Linked DNA regions of Mus musculus: region 1 is linked to region 2. Evidence: chromatin loops called from intact Hi-C (ENCODE). Cell type or tissue: gastrocnemius. All regions are shown on one strand.

Region 1 (8,000 bases), 230 kb after region 2:
TAAACAGAGCTCCTGCCCTGGCTTAGTGGTTCATTCAGTTCTACATCACAAGCCAGCCATCTGCCCTAAAAAACCGAATCCCCCCTAGCTGATTTTCCAGGTGCAGGGTGAGGGCATCCCCTCTGCTCTGACCCTTGCAGGGCAAGGAACTTTGAATGGGCCTAATCCACATTTGGTTCGTGTTTCTGCTTTTGTTGGCTCCCCTGTTAATCACTGCCCCCTCCACTCACCTCACCTGGAAACAATGGCCGATTTACAGACAGGTGGTACCCACCTCCAGAATGAAAGACAATAAGACTTTTTACTTAAGTTCGTTGTTGCTTTGTCTTCTGATAAATGCATTTACATAGGCTAGAGTCCTGGTTACTTTCCTGTTGTGGTGTGTTAAACACCATGACCAAATGCAACCTGGGAAGGAAAGGGTTTATTTCCTTTTAAAAGGCCGAAGTCCGCCTTTGAGGGAAATCAGCTCAGGCACTGAAGCAGGGCAGGAGCTTGAAACAGAGACCCTGGAGGAACACTTTACTGTCTTGTTCTCAGGCCAGGCCTTTCTTATACAGCTCTAGCCCAACTGCCTAGGGATAGTTCTGCCCACAGTGGATTCCGACCAGTCTTACATCTACTAACAGTTAAGAGCACAGCCCATGGTTCAATCTGATGAAGCAGGCACTTCTTAGGTTGAGGCTCCTTCATCACAGGTGTGTTGTCATCTGTGTGGATGAGACATCACAGCTAGATAATGGGGCAGCGGAGTGTAAAGGGCTGACACTTTGAAACACCAAAAACACCGCCCATTGTCTTGAAAGGCTGCATCAATTTGCCCCCTCACCAACAACAGAGCCTGAGTCTTCATTGCTTTCCTCCTCCCCCGAATCTCCTGCAGTCTTGTCTCCCACCCCCCAAACTGTGTTTCCATGGTTACGGGTGGGGTCAGGCATCTTTCACCCCCTTAGCACTAGTGTTTCTTTCTTTTCTTTTTTCTCTTTCTTTCTTTCTTTCTTTTTTTTTTTTTTTTTTTAGACAGGGTTTCTCTGTATAGCCCTGGGTGTCCTGGAACTCACTAGACCAGGTTGGCCTCAAACTCAGAAATCCACCTGCCTCTGCCTCTGCCTCCTAAGTGCAGGGATTAAAGGTGTGCACCACCACTGCTTGGCTAGTTAGTGTTTCTTTCTCAGATATTTTCCCTCATCCCTGTCCTTGCTGGCAAGCCATTAAAACAGGATGAGGCAGGATGGAGATGGAAGGTAGGCCAGAAGGAGATGAAGTTGTTGAACGTCTCACTAGGACATCCCTGAAGACTAATGAAGAAGTGAGGGGCAATAACAAACTGAGAAACTAGATAACTAGGTAAACCCAAATCACATTGCTGGGCAAAGTCTGGGAGGGATACAGATGATAACAGATGCTTCTGTCAACTCCCAGCTAAGGGAACGGCTAACATTGTATTTTTCAAAGTCTTCATTGTGCTTTAGCACTTTATAAAAGGGCTAGGGAGTCGGTAAAATTGGTTTGTCCTTCAGCAAAGGGAGAAAGGTATTTTCTGGAAGGAATATTTTTAAAATTGACCATGGACCTTCTAAAACGAATCAAAATAGGTGACTGTCTGCCAATGCAGAAATGAGGGAAAGAGCCCTTCAACAGAATTGAAAAGAAAAAAAAATAGATTTAATTTCATAAGAAACAGCATAATGACTAGAAAATCGAAAGCTCAGTGTGGCGGTGTAGGTCTGCAGACTCTGCTGAGACCAGCGCCAAAGAGACTTCTGAGCCAGCCTGAGCTGTGGAGGGAGACATAGTTTCAAAACACAACAAGAGTGTTGGCATAGCAACAGTCAACATCAGTATCCGAGTTGGGCACATTATAATTCCTGGTCTTAGGTGAAATCAAATGTCAGGTTGACAGTTGGTAATGTGTGTGTGTGGGGGGGGAATTTGTAAATCTGAGGCTAGGTTCACGCCAGGTTTTTAAGTCAAAGTGGTGTCAGTGTAATTGTGACGAGGTTTTTACTCAAAACAAAAAACTGAAAACCTCATGGGGCCCAGTAAAATGGATCAGTGGATAAAGGTGTCTGATGTCAAGCCTGCCGACTTGAATGTGACAAGGAGAGAACGGAGTCCTGCAAGATGTCCTCTGACTGACACATATGGGCTTCGACTCGGGCACCCTGCCCCCACTCTAAGTAAATAGTTTTTAAAAGGTGCTTTGCACTAAATCCAGTGCTGGTACAAGCATACCAAAGCATTGGTAGCCAGCCCCTCTCTAGTGAGTCTGCCCATAGACGCAGATTTCTTTCTTTCTTTCTTTCTTTCTTTCTTTCTTTCTTTCTTTCTTTCTTTCTTTTTTTTTTTTTTTTTTTGGTTTTTTCAAGACAGGGTTTCTCTGTATAGCCCTGGCTGTCCTGGAACTCACTCTGTAGCCTCTGCCTCCCGAGTGCTGGGATTAAAGGCGTTCACCATCATGCCCGACTGGCAGATTTCTTATGGGTTCTAAAGTGGATGCATTCCTCTTTCCTTTGATAAAGCAGTAAGACCTCCCCATTAGCTGTCAGTCGACAAAACCATTCTGCAACCCTCTCAGACTGTGCACAGTGAGGTCATTCGGGGTGGGCTTTCTGGGCACGGTGCTTGGGAAGTGTTTTGTTGCTTTCTGTTCAGAAGAATTTCTGGAGCCGGGCATGGTGGCGCACGCCTTTAATCCCAGCACTCGGGAGGCAGAGGCAGGCGGATTTCTGAGTTCGAGGCCAGCCTGGTCTACAAAGTGAGTTCCAGGACAGCCAAGGCTACACAGAGAAACCCTGTCTCAAAAAAACAAAAAAACAAACAACAACAAAAGAATTTCTGAAGAATAAAGTGCGTTGAATCCCTCTCTCCCCCTAGCCTGTGGGCCCTGGAAAGTACGTATTTGATATTGGATGCGAACAGCACGGTGAATATCGCCTCACAGATACGGTAAGTGGACTTGTTGCATCTGCTTTCAAGGGTTAAATAAATATCTGCTCACTCATATTGATCCCAGCAGACAGCCCAACTGCCAAAGTGGTCAATGTCATTTCACAATGGCTTCGGGGGTCAGAGCTTGATTTTGTGGCTGGGAACAGTCTAACCCTGAGTTCCGGCAGGTGTCAGTCCCAGAATGGCATCTGAACACTGTTAACCATCTGTACCGACGTCAGGTGGCTGATCACAAAAGTCCCAAGGGTGGCCTGCTCTTAAAGCCTAGTTAGTTAATAAGTTCCTTTGCTACACTGAGCATGGGCGTTAATAGCCGATTGCTCTTCTCTGTTTGGCAACAGTGTAGCCATTCTCAGGGTACAGGATTGTGTGAAGGGGTTGTCCATGTGTGAGCTCTTGATGTGTCAATGCCTGGCGACTGCCTGGGTGTAATGAGGTTTAGTAAAAATTTCCTGGTCCTAGTACTACCTCTGAGCCTTTGCCTTATTCCTGTTGTAAGAAGTTTTGTTTTTGTTTGTTTTTTTAGTGACTACGGACAATTTTATTAGAGTTTTTTCAAACAAACAAACAAATGCCCCAGGGCAAGCAAGCTGTAAACCTCAGCTGTTTTTCCCAGAGAAGTAGAATGGAAGAAGGAAAGGAAAAACAATACAAAACAAAAACAAAAGTTTGAGCTAAGCTGGCATAGGCCCCCCCCACCCCCACCCCCGCGACCCCGCCATGACAAGGAAGAAGTGCTTTAGAGACAGTGAGGAAGCCCAAGCGATCAAGAACATGCGTAGGTTCTGGCTAGCATCTCAGTTCTCAAGCTGTAGATTGAGACTCCTTCAGGGGGCCAACGAAACTTTCACAGGGGCCATATATCAGCTACCCTGCAAGTCAGCTCTCTACAGTTACGATTCATTACAGCAGCAAAGTTAACAGTTGTGAAGTAGCAACGAAAATAATTGTATGGTCGAGGGGGATCACCGCAACATGAGGACCTGTGTTGAAGGGTTGCGGCGTTATGAAGGGTGAGAACCACTGCTCTGGAAGTTGACCTTTCTGAGTCAGGATTCAGCAGAGTGGGCGGGGCCAGCCTTACCTCAGCTGAACCTAATGGCACAGCCAAGCCCGGGCACAGCCAAGCCCTGGCACAGCCCAGCCCCAGTCAGAAGCTTTAGGAGCCAGGCTGAGCCTGGCCAGAGAAAGTATCAGAAAGTATCAAATTGTGCTTTTTTTTTTTTTTTTTTTTTTTTTTCTCCTTGGTCCCTGAACCAGCTCCCTTCCTAGTGAACTAGGAACTGGAACTGTATTGTAAGCTGACTCTCCCAGGACTATCCTGACTTTCCTGGTGCAGTAGATAGTACTGGACCACAGAGTTTAATCTCAGGCACAATAAAGAGGAGACTTAGCAATAGTAATTAATAAAATAAAATGAAACAGTGATAATGTGGCAAACATGAGTTACATGAATGTTCTCCCTCTCTCCCTCCCTCCTCTCCCCTTCCCTCCCTCCCCAAGGTTTCTGCAACCTCAGTGTTTTGTTTCTTTTCTTTTCTTTTCTTTTCTTTTCTTTTCTTTTCTTTCCACTTAAAGGGAGTCTCCCCAGCACATCCCACAAATGTTCCCAGATGTTTTGGCTTAAAGGAAAAGTATCCATCCCTCTGTCCTCCCACCCCCATCTCATGAGGTGAATGCTGGAAACTGTAGAAGTGGGGACCTAATTGGAGAAACCATCAGCAGGGGGCGATATTTCAGGGTGCTGCATCTCCCTTGGTCCTTTCCGATTTGTTCCCATCCCTGTTTCCCATGGACTGTGCAGTAAACTGTTCCACCATGACGGTCTGAGCCTCTGAAACCTTGAGTCAAATACCCCTTCCCTCTTTTAAGCTGTTCCCTTAGGTAGTTTGTCTCAGCTACGCAAAAGGAACTAAAATACCACACATAGTAGGACCTCATTTTTACATGGACCACCTAATCTTCAAATAATAGGTCATGCTCTAAGGTCCTGGGGGGCTAGGACAAGGTCACAGTTTTGGGAGTGGGGCATAGTTTGTTTCATCACTCTGAGAAGGTCAACTACAACACTCTGAGGCACACACACACAGAGTTTATTGGGAGTTGACCTGAGGAGGGTCAACTGCGGAAGAACCAGGATTGGCTAGAAACAGGAGGTGACCAGTGCTGTGACGTCTCTGAAGCTGGGACCTGCCTGAACCAGGGGCCGTGCAGCAGGTGTGGGAGATGGGGGTGGTGCAGTGCTGAGGCTTTGCTGATGGGAGGGGGGGTCACATCCATGGGAGGCACCCAGGTTCTGAGCTATCAGTTGTGGATTGCCAGCAGCTGAAAGAAGGGTCACCCACCACCTGGGGAAAGTCAGCTAGTGCCAGAGCACATGGGCCCCTTTGGGGATAGTCTCTGAGTATAGTTCCTGGCTCAGCAGCCTCAGGGGTCACTTGGGATCCTATGCAAATGACCAGTCTGCAATCCTGACCTGGAACCTACGCAAATTATTAGTTTCTATTCCCAACTGGCCAAGTGAGAAGCGTGTGTGTTTCAGAGAGCATTCTGAGTGACTCTGATGCAGGGCCGGCTTGGTTACCCCTCTCCTTGAATACTTGTCTCACCCTATGGGTGAAGGCACTGAGAACCTATGGAACGAAAATGGAAGAATTCATTTCTGAGCAGCCAAGCAGATGTTTGGAATTCTGACTACCTCCCCCAGCCCCTCCCCCCGCACCCCCTCCCCACCCCCGGTTGTCATTTAGTATCCCAGACCAAATGACGGCAATACAGATGGGTTTTTTTTTGCCTTAAAATAGGAAAGAGGAGAAGAGGAGGAGGAGGAAGAGACATTAGTGAACATCGTTCCAAAATGGAAAGCTCTCAACATCACAGAATTGGCCCTGTGGACTCCAACCCTCTCCGAGGAGCAGCCTCCCCCTGAGGGCCAAGGCCAGGAGGAACCGCAGGGACTTACTGGTACAGACACCCCATGCTTGTCAGGGTCGCCCTGGGGCAAGCACCATACACACCTGTTCCCAGGCCTGGTGTAGCTGGGGCCTCTGGGAAATGGCCAGTGGGTCAGTTGGGGTGCAGGATGTTATAAGGGGATGAGACTCTCCCAGGGAGTAGAGGAGGAGAACAAAGATCAACTAGATGGAAGACATGTCCTGCTAAGATGCAGGCCCCAGGAACCCTGGGGGATTCTCTAATAGTCAGAGTTATCGCCTGGCCGTGGGAGTGACTTGGGTTGGGCAGCCGACAGCAAATGGGATCAGGTGTCCCTGTTGGAAGAAGGTTGCATTTCTCTGTATCCGTTTTACTGTGGCTTTGCCAAGAAAGTCTGGAGACAGGTCAGGGTGATCTGATGGCCAGGCCTGGGCTGGAGCGTGGGGGGTGGGGGGTGGGGTGGGAAAGGGGGCCATGCTCGAAAGCACAGGAGACATTGCTGGGCAAACCAGGAGGACCACTCGACACACAGACCTGCACTCATGTTCTCTGGTGATCTCATTCTATCTGCCGCTGCTGTCTTCATCCCAGGCGTGGGTGACCCCTCAGAAGACATCCAGGCAGAAGGTTTTGAGGGCGAGCTGGAGCCGAGGGGGGCCGATGAAGACGTAGACACGTTCAGGCAGGAGAGCCAGGAGAACAGCTACGACATAGACCAGGGTAAGAAAGCACACCCTTTGGAGTTGGCGGGGCTAGTGTGAGGTACCTTAGAAGGAGCAGGTTTCTCCCTCCTCTACCGAACTATCCTCCGGCCAGTCTGAGGGACCTGAGTGAGCCTGGAGAGACCAGCATAGATTCTCATAAAGTCCAGCTTGTCTGCACTTGATCCTGACCTCTGCAGGGACTGGCCTGGTGTGACTGGTCCTCTACATTATCCCAAGAGGGAGAAAACTAGACGTGGCAGGGAATAGTCACATCTGCCAACATGGTTTAGGGGGACAAACTGGAAGCTTACCCCTCTGCGATCCACCGAGAGCAGGGATTAGGGCTTGTTTCAGTTGGGGCTTTATTGCTGTGAAGAGATACCATGACCGCGATAACGCTTATGAAGGGAAGCGTTTAATTGGGGCAGGCTTACAGTTCAGAGGCTCAGTCCTTGGCATCATGGCCAGAAGCATGGTGACGCACAAGGAGACATGGTACTGGAGAAGGAGCCAAGAGTTCTACATCTGGATGGGCAGGCAGCATGAAGAGAGAGAGAGAGAGAGACACTGGTACCCATGTGAGCTTCTGAAGGCTCAAAGCCTGCCCCCATTAATTCACTTCCTCCAACAAGGCCACACCCCACTAATAATGCCACTCCCTATGAGCCTATAAGGGGCTATTTTCTTTTTTAAGATTTAGTTATTTATTTATTATATGTAAGTACACTGTAGCTGTTTTCAGACATACCAGAAGAGGGCATCAGATCTCATTCCAGATGTTTGTGAGCACCATGTGGTTGCTGGGTTTAGGACCTTCAGAAGAGCAGTCAGTGCTCTTAACCACTGAGCTATCTCTTCAGCCCGAGGGGGCATTTTCATTCAAATTATCACAGGGCCCCCTTTAAACTAGATTTTGATTACAAATTAAGAGTGAACATATTTCCTTTTTTAAAAAATATATTATTTATTTATATGAGTGCACTGTAGCTGTCTTCAGACACACCAGAAGAAGACATCAGATCCCATTACAGATGGTTGTGAGCCACCATGTGGTTGCTGGAAATTGAACTCAGGACCTTTGAAAGAGCAGTCAGTGCTCTTAACTGCTGAGCCATCTCTCCCGCCCTATTTCCTATTCTTAAAAAAAAAAAAAACCTGAAACAAAACCAGGCAAAACTAGTTTTCTATGTAGCTCGTAGGAACGCAGAGGTGGCCTTAGGCTCTTCCGGAGATAGTTGATGTGAACAGTGTAAGAACACACCTAAGAGGCAGGGTCCATTGAGCAAGCTCTGGTGGACTGCTCACCTTTCTCCTCTCATCCCGTAAGCCGGTAAGAACGACTCCTTGAGGGTACAATGCCTGCAGGATGCCGTGGGCACTTAGAGCAGTGGCCGCCCTGACCTTTGGAAA
Region 2 (8,000 bases):
CAGTCCCTACCACTAGCTCAACAGTCCCTGATCTCCAGAGTCTGCCTTTGTCACTGAGAACAGGCTCCTGCCGGGTTGCAGGGAAGGCAGGTGGTGTTAGCTTAGCTAAGAGTCTAGAGCTGTGTGGAAGCACCTTCACATTGAAGGATACACTGGCCCACAGCACCACGCATGTCTGTCGGGGCCCACAGTGTCGTCCCTGGGGAGCTCTAGGGAGACCTGCAGGACAGGACCTGCCTTCACATCATTGCCGGGGGCTCTCCAGGTGGAGCTCTGTATGGCTCTGTAGCTGCTTGCTGTTTTGAGGCAGATTCAGTTGGTGCTGTTCGCACTCCTGGGCTGGGCTGAGCAGACTGAGCAAGCTTTGGGGCTCTGAGGGTGTGACCTTGCCAGGCCAGCCTTGTTTTACAGGGAATGATGGTGACCTCGTGGTTCTGTTGCTCTGAACTCTGCATACACTGCAGAACAGAAGGAAATGAACAGAAATCACAGCATCAATAAAGACAAACTTTGCATAGCTTTCTGGAATGTTCAGCAGCAGCCTCCATAGCTGATCTTAAGACATTCAATGTGTGTATGCTCTTCAAATGACATGGCTCTTGGTGGTTAGAGAGGGGTGTTGTCCAGCTCTGTCTATTCTCGTGCTATTTCCCAGACGAGCTGCAGCAGAGACCGTCTTGGGTTGGGGAGATGAGACCCGAGTTTAGGTACCACCCAAACATACAGAACAAAGGAAGGCCATAGCCTAGCATAACTGTAACCCTAATACTGGAGCTGCAGACTGAGGCAGCCTAGCCTAAACAGTGACATTTTGGGCTCTGTGAGATCCTGTCTCAAGATGAACAGTCGAGGAAGATGCCCAGTGTCATCGTCTGGCCTCCACACGCAGTAGAAATAGTCTTGTGGCCACAAGCAGCTATCAGTCGAATGGGTGGTGTTCACGGAGCAGGGTGCTCACCTCTGTCTAGGAGCTAATGTCACGTGTTCTGGATGCTGGGATGTGTGGTCGGTCCCTGGAGACATGGATGTGCCAACTGGGCTGTGGGCTGGGTCCTAACTAGTCGGAGATAAATGAGAGAAGTCTGAGGGCCCAGGAATACAGCTTTGCTGAGCCAGTGCTGCATTCGCTCAGTCCTCTGGTCATGCGTAGCCTGCGAGCCAGGTAGAGCCCATGCTTGCAAAGCACCAGTCCTCACAGGGCCGTCATGGCCGGATGGTCAGTGCAAGGAGCTGAGAGACTCGAGGGGTATCTGAAGTCCCTGGTGTCTGCCTTGTAGGCTCTGAGACAGCCACACAGACAGTGATGGGGAGTCCTTGTGTCAAAGGAGAGATGGTGGCCTTCATGGTGGGGTTATTCCTAAGGTCCTGGTGAGTCACAGAGCCAAACAGCATAGTGAGCAGCAGGCAGGCCCACCCCAACAATCCCAGTCCTGTCTCCACTTTTCTCAAGCCCCAGTGTTCATGATTGTCCTATGCCACAGTGACATCTGTGCATGTCCCAGGGTCCACTTACTTGTGTGAGTGTAGCCAGTGGAAGCACTAAGGGTGGGGTAGAGGAGGGTGTTGGGCCTCCATGTCCTACCATCTGGCTCTGGCTTTCCTGGCCCTGGGGCCTGCAGTGGCTCCTGGTCCCTTAGGCATAGCTTCGGAGCCTGTTAATTGGTCCCACTTTCAGGGGCCTTAATGCCTGTAGGTTGGGTACATAGCATTATGCTTACAGGACCCTGCTAGCTAGTAGGCTAGTCCACATGCCTACACTTCATGTGGTTCCAGAAATTTCTTCCATATTAGGGTGTGTGGAGTCCCATTTTTATTGGGACTACACTTTTATTTAAGGGGATTTGTGTCTTACCTGGTTTTAGGCCAGTCTGACCTGGGCAGTTCATGCTATGATTTCAGCTTGTGTCAGGATGCCTCCACCTCCAGCAGCAGCTCCCCACTTCCACTGGGATGCCCAGTTGCCAGGGTCGTTCCCAAAAGGCTGCCCACCAGTCTCTGATAAGACACCAAGGCAATTTATATGAGAGAGATTGACTGGCCTTGCAGTTCCAGAGGGTTGGGGGCCATGCTGGTGGAAGGGAGGCTGGAGCCCCAGTTGAGAGCTCCCATCTTCCACAAGCAGGAGGCAGGCCGGACACACTGGCAATGACACATCAACAAGGCCCTAAGTCCTAATCCTTCTAAACATCTCCAACACTGGGGACCGTTCCCATCCAGATCAGTGCACACAGCTCTCTCCTTTGTCAGTTTAGTTAGTTTGGCCCCTGTACTCCCCTAAACCCCCTGCCTCATTAAACTTGTATCTTCATTCCTCATTACCACGTTGTCTCTGTGTCTTGCTTTGAGAGAGATTCCTTGCGCTCTGCCCCACCTCTCACTGATTCAATCCATCTGGTGGTGGTCAAAGTTTTGTCTCAGTATGATGGGAGGTCGTGTGGCACACAGCTGAAGTGCATACAAAATGACATGCTACAGTGTCACCACTTGTATTCACATGTGAAGGTGCCCTCGGGAACAGGGCATTTGTTGCTGGGACTCCACACTCCCCTGTACTCGCCTACCAACACTGGTGGGCAGACTGGCCTCTGCCTACGCTCCTGAGCTCGGGTGCTTTTGCTGATCTCTGAGATGTACACATTGCATGTGGCTTAAGTGGTCCAGCTATGAAGATACTAGTTTGCTCTACCCACAGGCACTGGATGGTTTAAAAGTGTTGGCCCGCTGTTGTGAGCATTTGAGTTCCACAGGGAAGCATTTCTGTAGGGTACAGAGGTATCCCTCAATGTCTGTAGGAGATTCTAGCACTTCCAGGATAGCAAGACCCCATCTTCTGCAGATATGCAAGTCCCTTGAATAAGTGGATATTGTAGTAGACTTTCCACGTGCCCTCTCCAACCCCCTGGACTCCATTTGGTGCAGTGTGAGAATTCTCCCTCCAATCCTAGATCTTGAAGATTTTCTCAAAATTTTCCAAAACGCTCCTGGTTTTGTTTCACCTTTTTTGTTTGTTTTTCCTTTTTTTCTTTCTTTCTTTCTCCCCCCCCCCCCCCCCCCGAGACAGGGTTTCTCTGTATAGCCCTGGCTGTCCTGGAACTCACTTTGTAGACCAGGCTGGCCTCGAACTTAGAAATCTGCCTGCCTCTTGTTTGTTTTTCAAGACAGGATTTCTCTGTATAACAAACCAGGCTAGCCTCAAACCCCCAAAGATCTGCCTCCCAAGGCTAGAATTAAAACCATCTGCATCACCACACCTGGCTTTTATTCCAGTTTTAAGTTCACAGTCTACTCTGATCAGATGTGTAGCTCTGAGCTCCTGTCTTGACAGCCCATTTAATTGCTTCTGTTCGTGTACTGGCTAGTTTTGTGTCAACTTGACACAGCTGGAGTTATCACAGAGAAAGGAGCTTCAGTTGAGGAAATGCCTCCATGAGATCCAACTGTAAGGCATTTTCTCAATTAGTGTTCAAGGGGGAGAGGCCCCTTGTGGGTGGAACCATCTCTGAGCTGGTTGTCTTGGTTCTATAAGAGCAAGCCAGGGGAAGCAAACCAGTAAAGAACATCCCTCCATGGCCTCTGCATCAGCTCCTGCTTCCTGACCTGCTTGAGTTCCAGTCCTGACTTCCTTGGTGATGAACAGCAGTATGGGAGTGTAAGCCGAATAAACCATTTCCTCCCCAACTTGCTTCTTGGTCATGGTGTTTGTGCAGGAATAGAAGCCCTGACTAAGACAGTTCGTTTCTTGGATACAGTTCCAGATTGTGAGTTTACAGTCTTTTTCCTTCCCCTAGGCTTTACTGCCTTGCTTCTGGCCTGCTATGTACTGTCAGCTCTCAGAGTCTCATCCCTCAGCTCCTTAGCACCCTCCCTGCTTTGCTTTGTTATCCTGGAGATGGACCCCACCCCACAAAGGTTTTCTTCTTTGCTTGCAGCCACGGAGCTCAGATCTGCCACTAGAGGGAGCAAGAGTCACACCAAGGATGACGGGGCTCTGGCTTCTAAGTGCTGCCTTTTCTGGGCTTCTGTCTGCTTGCCTGCAGTGACTGCCAGAGCTCTTAGTTGAAGGGATTCCAATGTGGGTCTTGGTTGTCAGCTCTTTGACAGTCCCACCATCCCATGTGACATGGCCACTTCCAGCACACAGGATGCTCAGGGTCCTCAGCATCTAGGCTCAGGACTTCTTTGTGCCTGTCACCTACCCTGTGATGGTGGGTATACACTGAGAATAGGGTGTCCTGCTGCTTTGTTTGTTTTTCGAGACAGGGTTTCTCTGTGTAACTCTGGCTGTCCTGGAACTCATTTTGTAGACCAGGCTGGCCTCGAACTCAGAGATCCGCCTATCTCGGCCTCTCAAGCTGGATTAAAGGTGTGTACTACCACTGCCTGGCTTGAAGCTTTTCCTTGATCATTTGTTTTCTGTGGTTTAATCTCTGTGTGTATGGTGTGTGTGTGTGTGTGTGTGTGTGTGTGTGTGTGTGTCTATTTGGGGTTTCCTGATTATTGTTGAAGGTAACATTTTTGTCAAGCATGGGACATCCCCAGCTCCTATCTATTTCTGTAGCTCTGACTCTGGCTGAGTTTGCCAGTGTGGCTGGCTTGCTTTGGTGACTTCCAAGCCTCTGCTCCTGGCTTACCTTCAGGTTTCCTTTTCTGCTGTGCCTCAGGTTGGGTAGATTTCAGTTGACTGGCCTGCCCTTGTGGCATCTAAAACACCGCTGCTCAAGGTGAAGGCTTTCTGTCTTTCAGTTTTGACCTAAGCCTTCCATTTCTCCAGCAATCGTAATGTAAAGCTTTAAATTCATCGTGTGCACTGGGATGTGCGAGGACTTCCGCTTGTTCCATCATCTGTGTCATCTCTACATCTTTTCCTGGGGATTGGTTGTGAGGGAGAGGGAGAAAGGGGAGAGACAGGGAGGGAGTATGTGTGTATTTGTGGGTGTACATACCTTAAAAGTTTCTGATTGTTTCTGTGTATGTGTGTGAGTGTGTTCCATTGTGTGATGGAGCTTTCTAGAGACATGCTTCTCCAAAATGGAGAGGTTTTGTGTAGCAATTTCCTGAAGATAAAACATTCTGTCTTAGAGGAAGCTTGCTTACAACACCAGATGTTCTCTCTCTCTCTCTCTCCATGTGTATGTGTGTTTCTGTGTATCTATATATGTGTATGTGTGTGTTTCTGTGTGTCTATTTGTGTGTGTATGTATGTGTTTTTGTGTGTTATATGTGAGTGTTTCTGTGTGTTTATATATATATATATGTGTGTGTGTGTGTGTGTGTGTGTGTGTGTGTATGGGTACTTCTGTGTGTCTCTATTTAGGTGTGTGTGTGTTTGCAGGGATACTCCTTAAGGAAGTAAGCAATGTTTCAGGAAGTCCCTGAAACTGACCAGATATACTAGGCCTCTACCTTTCCCAGCATATAACTTATAAGGACTAACTGTGCAGTGGTGGCGCACACCTTTAATCCCAGCACTTAAGAGGCAGAAGCAGCTTGATCTCTAAGTATGAGGGTAGCCTGGTCTACAGAATGAGCCAGAGCTGCACAGAAAAACCCTGTCTTGAGCCCTGCCCCTCAAAGATTTATAACCTATAAGGGCTGCTGACAGACATGGTCAGACAACCTGAGCTTACCAGAAGAGGCTCAGGCCAGAGAAATCTCTTGGAAGAAACAGGCATCAGTAAAGATGCCTGCATAGGCTCAGATCTCCTAAACTGACCACAGGAGACAGTCTCCACCCTGACAAGCTGCTTGCAGGCTGTGCAGCACACTGCAGATTTCAAGACTCACCCATGCTGGATGTGGGCTTCGGTGATGCAGCTGTCTTTGAGTCATTTCTGCTCCTGCAGTAACCCCAATCAAACTCACCGGCTCACCATGATGGCTTTGGTGGTGTCCTTCCTTACTTTGGGTTGCTGTTGGTACCCCTTCTGGGGTGCAGAGCCATCCGTTCACATTTCCCAGGAACAGTCTCACAACAGGGGTCAGTAACAATCTTGGGTGTTGGTCTTCTGTGTTGTTTGACTCAGGGTGTCTTGGTTCAAGGTTGCTTTCTGTGCTTGAGCTGGCTCTTGAGTTTCCAGAGTGTCTGTCACCAATCTTCCCAGTAGAGGCAGGCTGGGGTTACACACGTGTGCACTGCTGTACGTGGCTCACACCTGGCTTCTGGGGACTCAAACTTAGATAGCTAGGCTGGCCCAGCTGGCACTTCATCCACAGAGCCTCCCAGCCTCTAAGTACGTTCTTTTAATACAGATACTTTCAGTCACACTGTCAGATTTGCCCATGGTTCCTCAGGATGACGTTATGAGAGCTAGCTCTCTCCATTCACTCTTGCTTTAACGTGGCTAGCTGGCAAGCATGGAACAGGAAGGAGGGCCGGGCGGAGAGATGGTCTCCCGTGAAAGCCACGGGACACGAGCTTGTTTTCTTACCTGCGAAATGAAAGCTGAGTAGCTCTCGGCGACTAGCTGTTAGCTTGTCCATTTTTGAAACAGACAATTACAAAACTAAGACTTTGACATGTCCCCAGAAGCTGTAGCTACCGAAGGAACACATCTCTGGATGCCATCAGGCTTGGGCACATATCAGAAGTCTGAGGCTGCATCTGCCCCAGACCAAAAGGCTGGCATCTTGATGCAGAGGGCCAACAGCCCTGATATACATGAATAATGAATAGAACTCGGAGGGCTGGAGAGTTGGCTCGGTGGTTAAGAGCACTTGTAGTCCTTTGAAAGGACCTGGGTTCAGTTCCCAGCACCCATGTGGTGGCTTATAACCATCTGTAAGTCCAGTTCCAGCTGATGTAGCATCCTTCTCAGACCTCAGCAAGTACCAAGCATTCACACTGTACATAGACAGACATGCCGTACACAGGCATACACGCAAAGCAAAACATCCATACATGTAAAATTTAAAGAAGATAGGGCTGGCGAGATGACTCAGCAGTTAAGAGCATTGACTGCTCTTCCAAAGGTCCTGAGTTCAAATCCCAGCAACCACATGGTGGCTCACAACCACCCATAATGAGATCGGACACCCTCTTCTGGTGTGTCTGAAGACAGCTACAGTGTACTAATGAATAATAATAAATGAATCTTTAAAAAAAAGAAAATTTAAAGAAGATGACAATGAAGATGGAGGAGGGGGAAAGGAGGAAGAGGAGGGGGAGGAAGGAGAGGAGGGAGAGGAAGAGAGGGATTTGGAGGAGGAGGGGGAGAGCGAGGGGAGGAGGGAGAGGAGTATCTGCTTTCACTCTGTCTACTTCCCCAATTTCATCTTAGGTGTGCCACCCCCCACCCCACCCCCACCCCCCGTGGCTAGCTGAGGGTCAAATCCACATCTGCTCTCTTCCCATCTGGTCATATCTTCTGGCTAGGGTCACCCTACTTCAGTTTCCCCTTTCCCATATTGAAACCTGCCTGTGTTCCCGTACTCCCTGGCCCCCCGCCCAAGTTGCCGGCTGTGTACATAACATAATGCTATCTGATATGCAAAGGACCTGGACCATAAATGCCAGCCACCGTGTGACTGAATGCTCTCAGAACCATATTAAACAGCCAGAGCTCGGGAGAAATTAATAAGCTTTTTAATTAAAGTAACATGGCCAAAGTGCTTTCATTTCAATAGACAATTGATATAAAATTAATGAGATATTTTACACTATCTCATCGTACTTGAGTGTTAAACCTGGTGGCTTTCTGCTCTTTCTGGGGACCTTGCGAGACACAATAGCTCTGGCCATCTTCATAAAGGAATTGTGCTATAGACCCATGATGGCAGAGGTATGTAGTCACACCGAATGCAGTACTTCACACTGTCACCAAAATACACCAGGGAAGACAGGATCTGCAGTCAGTGGAATGGCCCTGAGGCAAGGTCAGGGCTAGATGGCTGGGCTCTTGAAGGATCTGGAAGCTGACCAAAATCATTGACTTTGCCTCCGAGTGTTGGTCACCCCCAACCTCTTTCTCCCTTAAGTTGCTGTAGGTCAGGGTTGCTTTTAG

What was found. Peaks named below come from ENCODE experiments on the same cell type or tissue, not always from the same donor. Only the 100,000 strongest peaks of a DNase experiment are listed, where the experiment ranks them.
Region 1: it touches region 2 in a loop (3-fold over the local background); 12 of 42 quality-filtered maps call a loop at or near these places.

Annotation. Positions count from the first base shown.
Region 1 is chr17:31,256,704-31,264,703 of GRCm38, reverse strand. Rsph1 (radial spoke head 1 homolog (Chlamydomonas)) reads left to right here. Exons shown (of 9, transcript NM_025290.4): 6 at 2,878-2,949; 7 at 5,757-5,916; 8 at 6,478-6,606. It also overlaps a transcript of Ubash3a not described here. Among named protein-coding and RNA genes, the nearest start is that of Rsph1, 17 kb to the left of the region's middle. In gastrocnemius, a CTCF peak has its summit at 4,665 (motif pointing right); a DNase peak (open chromatin) is centred at 4,053; H3K4me3 peaks cover 2,099 bases; H3K27ac peaks cover 6,502 bases.
Region 2 is chr17:31,488,640-31,496,639 of GRCm38, reverse strand. Wdr4 (WD repeat domain 4) reads left to right here. Exons shown (of 11, transcript NM_021322.2): 11 at 1-2,318. Among named protein-coding and RNA genes, the nearest start is that of Wdr4, 20 kb to the left of the region's middle. In gastrocnemius, no CTCF peak of the experiment used is centred here; a DNase peak (open chromatin) is centred at 3,976.